Regions from separate parts of the Homo sapiens genome. Here region 1 is linked to region 2. The links are chromatin contacts, found by Hi-C or POLR2A ChIA-PET in ENCODE. All regions are on one chromosome and are shown on one strand. Each heading gives the region's core, a stretch centred on a gene start or an enhancer-like site at or near the end of the contact. The rest is flanking DNA. Distances are from core to core; before and after follow the strand shown.

What was found. A loop is a pair of places that touch in the nucleus more often than their neighbours do. ChIA-PET counts read pairs that join two places held with the same protein, here RNA polymerase II (POLR2A). Pooled maps may share reads with other maps.
Region 1: a pooled map shows a loop between it and region 2 (2.1-fold over the local background). The contact joins two enhancer-like sites. A Hi-C loop is called at or near these places in 1 of 168 maps with a recorded cell type or tissue (PC-3) and 3 of 50 pooled maps. POLR2A ChIA-PET finds 5 or more read pairs at or near these places in 1 of 52 experiments (HEK293).

Annotation. Positions count from the first base shown.
Region 1 is chr1:12,402,708-12,407,763 of GRCh38, forward strand. VPS13D (vacuolar protein sorting 13 homolog D) reads left to right here. Exons shown (of 70, transcript NM_015378.4): 63 at 1,118-1,266. Among named protein-coding and RNA genes, the nearest start is that of SNORA59A, 100 kb to the right of the region's middle. RefSeq lists a silencer at 2,849-3,143. Within about 2 kb of position 3,229, at least 11 of the 41 ENCODE cell types and tissues checked have a DNase peak (open chromatin) inside an H3K27ac peak, as active enhancers do.
Region 2 is chr1:12,562,300-12,567,261 of GRCh38, forward strand. No RefSeq gene overlaps it. Among named protein-coding and RNA genes, the nearest start is that of MIR6730, 14 kb to the right of the region's middle. Within about 2 kb of position 3,074, at least 6 of the 41 ENCODE cell types and tissues checked have a DNase peak (open chromatin) inside an H3K27ac peak, as active enhancers do.

The DNA.
Region 1 (5,056 bases), core at 1,979-4,478, 160 kb before region 2:
CATTCTGTTTTGGTACCTTCCTGGGAAGTTTTACTTTAAATTTGATTCGACATGCTTTTCTTGTAAATTTTCTTATAAGTTGCTGTAATAAATTTCTCCTCAAGCATGGATTTAGACTTTTGTAAAATCCTTGCCTGCCTTTCACTGAAGTGGGAGCTGACTAAGGGGTTGCTTCCCATGTTTTTGGTATGTTGTCACCAGTGCTGATGGGATGGGACAGAGGCAGCATGCAGCCCTCAGGTCCACAAGCCCAGTCCTGCTGCTCCTTAAAGTACCTGCCATCCTGTCTGTAGCTGTTTCTGCTTCCTCAGCATAAATGGGCAGGTCTCTGTTGCAGTATCATTTTTCTGTAAGTAGCACTGATGATAGCTTACAACATAAATGTGTTTGATAAGTAGGTATGTGCCAGCTCTCTGGTTTTATTTCCAAGGCACGTGAAGCCAAGGCAAAATATGCTGCCCAGTTGGATGTGCATACAGCATCAAGTGCAAAGAGCACATTGCTGTGTTGTAGCCCATGCTACTCCTGCTACTCCTTTTATTTCATGAGATGGCAAGTAAAAAATCTGCCTTGATTGTCCTATTTAAATGGATGTCCACCATTTGGGAGACAGGGCGCTGCTTGTAGTGATATTACGTCTTTACAGCCCGCAGCCTGATTCTTTTTCAGGCATTTATGTTTCACTCAGATTCGTGAATTGGTGATATCCATTTTGATTCAGTTACACTGCACTCCAAGACCTTATTTGGATATGATCCTAGGAAAATAAATTTAGATAATCTGGGTCATTGATAATAACATTGCTAACAAATACACCTGTGGCCTTTGGCTTTTCCATCTGGATGATTTTTTCCAAAGATGACATCTGTTGGATGGTATGGAGTCACAAGTTAACATGCTAGTCTTCTTTTTTGATAAACAACACAAAACAGATCTACTCTTACAAAGAATGGCATCAGAATACTATACACGTCACTGTACCCTCACAAACTAAATCGAGAGTGATAGATGGTTTCCTTTTTTTGATGATTTTTTTCTATGTGAATACAAAGTGGATTCTGTGGATCATGAGACTAAGAAATTCTTTTTTGTTTTTTTAATTCTTCCTTTGTACCAGAGGTGGAAAAATATGATGAAAACCTCCATGAAAAGACAGCTGAGCAAGGTGGAACACCAATTCGATACTACTTTGAAAATCTCAAAATCAGCATTCCTCAGATCAAGCTAAGTGTGTTCACCTCCAACAAGCTCCCATTGGATCTTAAGGTGAGCTGCTATTTGGGTAAATTTTTTTAGATGATTTTTCCTTGGAAAAGAATGAGTGTGTTTACTATTTGTTGTTTGTTGTTGTGTGTGTGTGTGCTTTTTTTTTTGTCCCTCATCATCATTCATAGCAGACATTTTATTTTTACAGATTTCCTTTTTCAGAAGGTTTATTGACTTACGTGTATTTGTCTTTAAAAAAAAAAAAAAAACGAAACTTAAATACGACATTGCCGAAGATCAAGGAGTAGCTCAAGAGATTCACAGATAATTCTGTAAAACCCATTTGCTCTCTGTTTAGCTCCTGGCTTACCTCAGTGAGATAAAAGCCTTTTTCCTAAAGTTGTGTCCAGGATCAAGAGAAAAAGCAGTCAAGACAGCATCTTCTTTTTGTGCCCGAGGCCTGCTCACCTTCCTACTTCTCTCTTCCTAAGTATCCACCTCTTTTTGAATGATTGTCACTAGGATTGTCTACTAGGAGTGTTTAAAGTCGACTCAGCCCACTTACCCACTGGGATATGGCCTTCTCTACCACCACATCAGGATGAAGCCCTTAGACCATCTTGATGACTACTTACTAGACACAGCCTGAACACCGTCTTCATTTTCAGCCATAAAGTTTATCTTCATCAAGGAAGAAAGCTGGGATTCAAATCCAAGCCTGTCTGACTCTAAAGTCTATTTTTTTTTTCACTATACTATGCTTCCCCATAGAACATAAGGAACCAGAGAATTTTAGACCTGTGAGTCCTCAGTGATGTACTTGCTTGGTAGACAGGGAAATTGAAGTTCAAAGTGTTTTGTCAGTCAAGGCTGTGTGGCTAGGAAGTGATAGGAGCAGGAGTGGATCCAGGGGTGTTAGAAAGTCTTTCCTTAGTTTGAGTCAAAGTCAGCCCCCTGCAGCTTGGACCCATTGGTTCTGGTTTTTCATTCTGTTGCACTTAAAGATAATACTCAAGACCTCCATCTTCCTACTAACCACCAGTCGAGGACTCTTCTCACTGCCCCATGCTGCCTCCTCTAAGATGCTACAAGATAGTCATCTTGCTGCGCAGAAACAGCTAGAGATATGAGCAGATAAGAAGTAAGTCTAGGGTCCTAACGTAGATGCCCGCAGGAGCTGCGCTGGCGATGCAGCGAGTGGAGCTGCACACCGGGGTGGTGTCGTGTCTGCCCAACCAGGAGTGCCTGCTCCATCTGAAGGGGCCGCCACAACCCGCTCCAGCCGCTTGCTGTCATGGAGGAATGTGAACCTGGTGTTGCCAGATCTTCAGATTTTTAAAGAGAAACCGGAAATCTGGATTTTTATGTGGAATCTCCTGGTTTTTAAACATTGGCAACCAATTCAAGTTTTTTGGTTTTTTTAAACCTTGTGGGCCTAACAAAACACATGTGTGGGCCTCATGTGGCCGTGTCTGCCAACTCACAGCTTCTAAAATTGACACACAGGTAATGAGACAGTAGTCTGGTCAACATCAGATCACATTTGGGTAAGGGTAGGGCAAGGGTGACAGCATTGGGGTGGCAAACTGGGGCCAAGCCACAGGGAGTGCTGGTGGGGACCTGGAGCAGGAATGGCTCTTGCAGCCATCTCTGGAAGAGTGCAGCGTGCCCTTCACTCACTGCCCTGTCTGCTTCATTCGCTTTAATTTCATGTTTCCCAGGAGATTAAAGATACTTATAGTTAGCATGGGAGTGAGGGGAAAACCATGGGAAAACCACTATCTTGTTAATATCCACAAGTATCCACTTGACTTGTGTGACCTTTGGAATGGGTTTGTTTGATAAAGTATATATTCACCCAGAGCACTTGGCACTTGCCCAGCAAACCAATGTGAAGCATTTCCTGAGGGTTGAGGACTTCTTGTTTTTAAAATCATCTTACTAAGAAACACAGACACCTCACTATTCCCTTCAAATTGCTCCCAGCAGAAAACTCCCCAGACTGAGAAAAGCAGTCTGATTTTCTGCAGTTGAAGTAGCTCCAGCCCCCCCCAGTTACATGATGGTTGTGTGTGCGCTCGGCATACAATCAACGAAATCATTTCAGTTGAATGTTTCATCTGGCACTGAATTGAAGGAACATTTTCAGGGCATTTTTCAAATCATTGTGAAACAATTACATGGAGCAGCCATGTGATGAGGTGTGTAGGGGGCACGCCGAGTGTAGTAAGTTAATGTTTCCAGCAGGGTGCGGGGAATTGGGACTAAAGAGTTAAATTCTCAGCTTGTGGGAGTCACATTTTACTGTGTCTTGAGTCTCCTAGTGGAGTCTGGGACTCATAAAATAATGTCATTTATTCAAAGAGTTTTCTAACAGAGTAATATGCCTTTATTAGTAGCTCTTAGAAGGGTACTATGCTCTTTTAGATGAATATATAATGGCTAAAAGTGTGTGCTTAGAAAATGGAGTCCTGTCCCTGAACAGGAGTCACGAGAGCCTGACTAAAAGGTAAACCACGTCTTTGGTATTGAAGGAATAATTATCTTGATTCTTCTGACTCCAGGCCAGAAGTGAGACTGTCAGAAATCTCAGAGGGAAGTCTCTTCAGGTTTACACTGAGGGTACATTGTTGCCAGATATAGTGTCTGTTCAAAAGGACTGAAAGCAGTTTCACATCTGCTATCTCAATTGGATTCCTTACTCTGCGGTGGAAGAATGGGGAGATAATAGTCCCATTTCACAAATGCAGAGACCAAAGCACAGCATTCCTGCCTGACTCCCCATTCTCTCCATTCTCTCAAGTTTGCGTGTTAGAAAGTGGCCGAGTGATACTGAAAATGCCAGGTAGTTTATACGTGTTTTTGGCTTTTTTTAAAGATCAAAAGAGGCCAGGAGCCTTTAAACGGTTTCATGAGGTGGCCTACAGCAGTCCTTTTTCCATTTAGAGCATTGGGGTATTACAAAAGAAGGGCTTTAATTGAGCAATCTAGTTTGGAAGAAAACCCACATTTTAATGGTCAGAGTGAGAGGGTGGGGGTTAGGGGGAGTTTCGAACAAAGACACTATTTAAAAAGCCTAAAACTGTCTTCTCAAAGGCTTGAAATAATTTGTTGGGAAACTTCAGACCCTTTACTTTTTTCCTCCCCTCCCTAAATAAAAACCAGATTTGTTAAAAGGAAAAAAGATCCAGTATTGTTAATTGTATTTCAGAAAGTGCCAGAGAGGGAAATATCCCTGTAGTTTTAAACATTGTCCCAAGAGGGAAATAGGCAAATACCCTGCTTCACATAAACAGTCTCTATGTACCATAAATAAACCTTTAAAGAATGAATTCCAGACAGTTTTGTTTAGTGCAGGATAAACTAAGAAAGGAAAGGACATGGCCGAGGGAATAGCTTGGGATCTGAGACCTTATGGTATATAGACAGGTATTTCTTCTTTCAACTCTATGAAGTTTCTGGAAGACTTCAGCAGTTTTCGCGTGGGGAGGTAGAAATAGACAGTTTCCTATTTTTATTAGGAGCTTATGAACACAAGATTGCCTTCTCCAAAATCCATTTTATAACAGGAAACTGTCTGCTGCTTGAGTAAATAAGCATCAACTTTGTATACTACTGTATTTGATTAGTCATTTAGTTACTACAAGAATAAGCCCTGTTTGGCTCGTTCCCTCATCTCGACTTTGACTGTCCAGATTAACCTGAAGGTGGCAGAATAATTCATACCACTGGGCTGTATCTCAGCTTTTTCAAATGTGGAGTCCCAAAAGCAGTAAATGACTAGGTAAGGATAACTTTTACTTAAGGGCCAGAATATTTCCTCGATTCAGACCAAGCACCTTAGTCATTC
Region 2 (4,962 bases), core at 1,824-4,323:
TGCTTGAACCTGGGAGGCGGAGGTTGCAGTGAGCTGAGATTGCACCATTGCACTCCAGCCTGGGTGACAGAGTGAAACTCTGTCTAAAAAAAAAAAAAGGTGTACCCCTTCCTTCTTTGCTCTCTCTCCTGCTGCCATGTGAATATGTGCTTACTTCCCCTTCACCCTTCCACCATGATTGTACATTTCCTGAGGCCTCCCCCACCATGCCTCTTGTACAGCCTGTGGAATGGTGAGTCAATTAAATCTCTTTTCTTTATAAATTATCTAGTCTCAGGTAGTTCTTTATAGCAGTGTGAGAATGGCACTAAAATTGATACCAGACGAGTGGGCCATTGTTATAAAGATACCTGAAAATGTGGAAGCGACTTTGGAACTGAGTATTAAGCAGAGGTTGGAATAGTTTGGAGGTCCCAGAAGAAAACAGGAAGATGTGGGAAAATTTGGAACTTCCTAGAGATTTGTTGAATGGTTGTGACCAAAATGCAGATAGTGATATGGACAGTAAAGTCTAAGCTGAGGTGGTCTCAGATGGAGAGGAGGAACTTACTGGAATTGGAAAGATCACTCTTGCTGTGCTTTAGCAAAGAGACTGGCAGCATCGTGTCCCTGCTCTAGGAATCTGTGGAACTTTGAGCTTGAGAGAGATGATTTAGGGTATCTGGCAGAAGAAGTTTCCAAGCAGCAAAGCATTCAAGAGGTGACCTAGCTGCTTCTAACTGCATATGCTCATATGTGTTCACAAAGAGATGGTCTGAAATTGAAACTTGTACTTAAAAGGGAAGCAGAACATAAAAGTTAGGAAAATTTGCAGCCTGACCATGTGGTAGAAAAGAAAACCCATTTTTTGGTGTGTGTGTAGGGGAGATTCAAGGCTGTAGAAATTTGCTTAAGTAAAGAGGAGCTGAATGTTAATAGTCAAGATAATGGGGAAAATGCCTCCAGGACATGTCAGAGACCTTTGCACAGCCCCTCCCATCATAGGCCTGGAGGCCTAGGAGAGAAAAATGGTTTTGTGGGCCAGGCCCAGAGCCCTGGTGCCTTGGGACATGATGCCCTGCATCCAGCTGCTCTAGCTCCAGCTGTGGCTAAAAGGCGCCAATGTACAGCTTGGGCCATTGCTTCAGTGGGTGCAAACCCCAAGCCTTGGCAGCTTTCACGTGGTGCTGGGCTTGTGGGTGCGCAGAGGGCAAGAGTTGAGGCTTGGGAGCCTCCACTTAGATTTCAGAGGATGTATGGAACACCTGGATGTCCAGAGAGAAGTCTTCTGGAGGGGTGGAGCCCTCATGGAGAACTTCTACTATAGTAGTGCGGAGGGGAAATGTGGGGTTGTAGCCCCCACACAGAGTCCCCACTAGTGCACTGCCTAGTGGAGCTGTGAGAAGAGGGCCACTGTCCTCCTGACCCCAAAATGGTAGATCCACCAACAGCTTTCACTGTGTGCCTGGAAAGCCATAGGCACTCAACACCAGCTTGTGAAAGCAGCTGTTGGGCCTGTACTCTGCAGAGCCACAGGGGTGGTGCTGCCCAAAGCCTTGGGAACCTACTTCTTGTGTCATCGTGGCCTGGATGTGATACATGGAGTCAAAGGAGATTATTTTGGAACTTTAAGATTTAATGACTGCCCAGCTGGGTTTTGGACTTGTGTGGGGTCTGTAGCCCCTTTATTTTGGCCAATTTCTCCCCTTTGGAATGGGAGCATTTACCCAATGCCTGTACCTCCATTGTATCATGGAAGTAACTAACTTGTTTTGATTTACAGGCTCATAGGCAGAAGGGACTTGCCTTGTCTCAGATGAGACTTTGGATTTGGACTTTTGAGCTAATGCTGGAATGAGTTAAGACTTTGGGAGACTGTTGGAAAGGCATAATTGGTTTTGAAATGTGAGAAAGACATAAGATTTGGGAGGGGCCAGGGATGGAATCATATGTTTTGGCTCTGTGTCTCCATTCAAATCTCATGTTGAATTGTAATCCCCAATGTTGGGGGAGGGACCTGGTGGGAGGTGATCGAATCATGAGGGCGGATTTCTCCCTCCCTATTCTTGTGATAGTGGGTAAGTTCTCATGAGCTCTCGTTGTTTAAAAGTGTGTGGCATTCTCCCCTTCTGTCTCTCTCCTGCTGGCCATGTGAAGATGTGATTGCTTCCCCTTTGCCTTCTGCCATGATTCCTGAGGTTAATGTTCCTGAGGCCTCCCCAGCCATGCTTCCTGTACAGCCTGTGGAACCAGGAGCCAATTAAACCTCTTTTCTTTATAAATTACCCAGTCTTGGGTAGTTCTTTATAGCAGTGTGAGAATGAACTAATACAAGGGACATTTGTCACCTCCTGGCTTTTCCTCAAGTGAGGGGTGCCCATATATAGAAGCCCTCTTCACAGGCATAGACCTCTGGGTTCTTATCACAGACCTGCTTCCCCTGGAAGGCCTCTCCTGAATATCAGAGAAGACCCCTCAGGGTCAGAAGTCCCAGATGTGCTGTGGTGGGTGGGGGTTGCTTCTCACCGTAGATGACCCTCTTGTCCACAAACCACAACCATCTTCTTCCCTCTGTGCTGATTAGGACTGGGGCAGTGGGGTTCGTGTATTTGTGACCTGGCTCCTTTTTTGATCCCCACTGAACTGGGACATCCCCAGGGGCAAGGGCTGTCTGCCTCATCAGGCAGAGCTGTCCGTGTGATCAGCCCAGGAGCTTTCTGTCACCCTGGTCCCTCCCGGACATCAGTTTGGCTCAAGAAGAAGAAAGTCCATTTGTCAAAGCATTCTGTCCCCTGGGAGCAGGGCAGTGGCCACAGACTCAATTCCTGACCATTCACCAGGCCGGATAGTCCAAGCCCCTGGAATGGTGCCAGCATGGGGCTTGGGTCTGCTGCCTCCCTGGGCTGGATCCCTACCTCCAATCTGGTTTTCCTTGGGGATGGGGAGGAACCCTAAGCATGGCAATGAGGTTATTTCCCAGGACCCAAGTCCTCTTCCCAGGGTTGGCCTGCCCCATCCTGCCCCTTGGGGGTTTGGCACTTGTCACTCTTCTTTGCATGGCCAAGCTAAGGACAGAATTAGCTCTCCACGCTCACTCTCAAGGCTCTCTGAGTGCTAAACCATCTGGGAGAGGGACCAGAATGGGGCCTCCTGGGATTCTGCCCAGTGCTTTTTCTTTTGGTTCCTCTGGGAAAAGATCCAGAAAAAGACTGAAAGCTCCTGGCTGAGAGGGAGGGGGTGGGGTGGGACCAGGCCCTGCCCTTCTGAGCCCCTGGGGCTCTGGGACGCCAGGGTCCCACTCTGCTAACACAGCGATTGGTTCTCAATGCAACTGGGGAGGGCTGGCGGGGCTTGCAACTCCCAGAGTCCAATCAGACTTTAGGGATCCTTGTTGCACTCCTTTGGGAAGTCAAGGCAGAAGGGTTGCTTAAGCCAGGAATTCCAGACTAGCCTGGGCAACATAGCGAGACCCTATCTTTACAAAAAAATGATGAAGTGAGCCAGGCGTGGTGGCACATGCCTGTAATCTCAGCTACTCGAGAGGCTGAGGTGGGAGGATTGCTTGAGCCTGGGAGGTGGAGGCTGCAGTGGCCATGATCGGGCCACTGCACTCCAGCCTGGGCAACAGAGTGAGGACCTAAATAAGTTTAGCGTGAGATGAACACTGACAGTTGCCTCTTTAGGGCTCTGCTTAGCACCTCCTGTGCCCTCCCAAAAGTCACTGTGTCCTTGGGCTTGCAGTTGGAAGCCATACAGCTGCTTCCCTCTGTCCTCAACCTATATTTTAATTTTTGCTCATGATGTCTTCTTCCCTGGCATGGCAGAGCCTGGTTCAGAACTAACGACTACTCCTCCACGCGGGATTGTATTTCCTGCTATGTTAATAGCGGCTCCACCACGTGCCCTGTTCCAGCTAATGAAATGTGAGCAGAAGTGACAGTGTTGTTTCCAGGTGGAAACTTCAAGAGCCAGTGCACAGTTCACCAGGTATGTCTACCCTGTGCCATAAGACATCCTCCCTGAGGCCCCCTGGTCAGCCTGAGTTTCAGAGCGAAGATGACACGGAGCACACCTGTAGCCATTCTTGAAGGACTAGTAGCAGTAATAAGGCAGAAACCTTCATTGTTGGAAGCCACTGAGATTTGGGCGTCACATTCTGGCTGCGCCACATCAAGGCTGTTGGAAGTCTCCAGAGCGGTCTCGGAGTTGTGTTTTTTTGGTCTTCAGCTGCTGCCAAGTGGCATGGATAATGAAGAGTTAAAATGTTATGCCTGGGGACTGACCTCCATTCTAGGTACTCATTCAAGAGTGGCTACAGGCCGGGCGTGGTAGCTCATTCCAGTAATCCCAGCACTTTGGGAGGCTGAGGGAGGAGGATTGCTTGAGCCTAGGGGTTCAAGACCAGCCTGGACAACATAGCAAGACCTCTGTCTTTACGAAAAATAAAAAGAAAACAGTTGGGCGTGGTGGCATGCACCTGTAGTCCCAGCAACTCCGGAGGCTGAGGTGGAGGATTGTTTGAGCCCAGGAGGTTGAGGCTGCAGTGAGCCGTGATTGTGCCATTCCACTCCACACTCCAGCCTGGGTGACAGAGCAAGTTCCCATGTTTAAAAAAAAAAAAAAGAGAAGAAGAAAAAAAGCATGGCTATAATCGTGACTTGGCATTTCTGCACATAGACCAGACTGATGATCACCTGAGCTATGTCTAATATTCTCTAAGCTGGGAGGTTTCAGCCTGAGGTTTGCATGTAGGTTAAGACTTTATGTAACTCTTGGGGAAGCTTCTGGGTTGGGTCAGAGGGCTGTGACCTCCTTCACCTCCCGGGGACCTTGCCTGCTCCCCTCCTGCCACCCTGGCACTCATCTGCAAGAGCTGTGTGGAATGGAGTTTACTTGCTATGAAATGACATGGCCCACTTTCTTCCCCACTGCCCAAGGTGAGGTTTATTAAGCTTGTGGCAGCAGGGAGCGTGCACCCTGGAG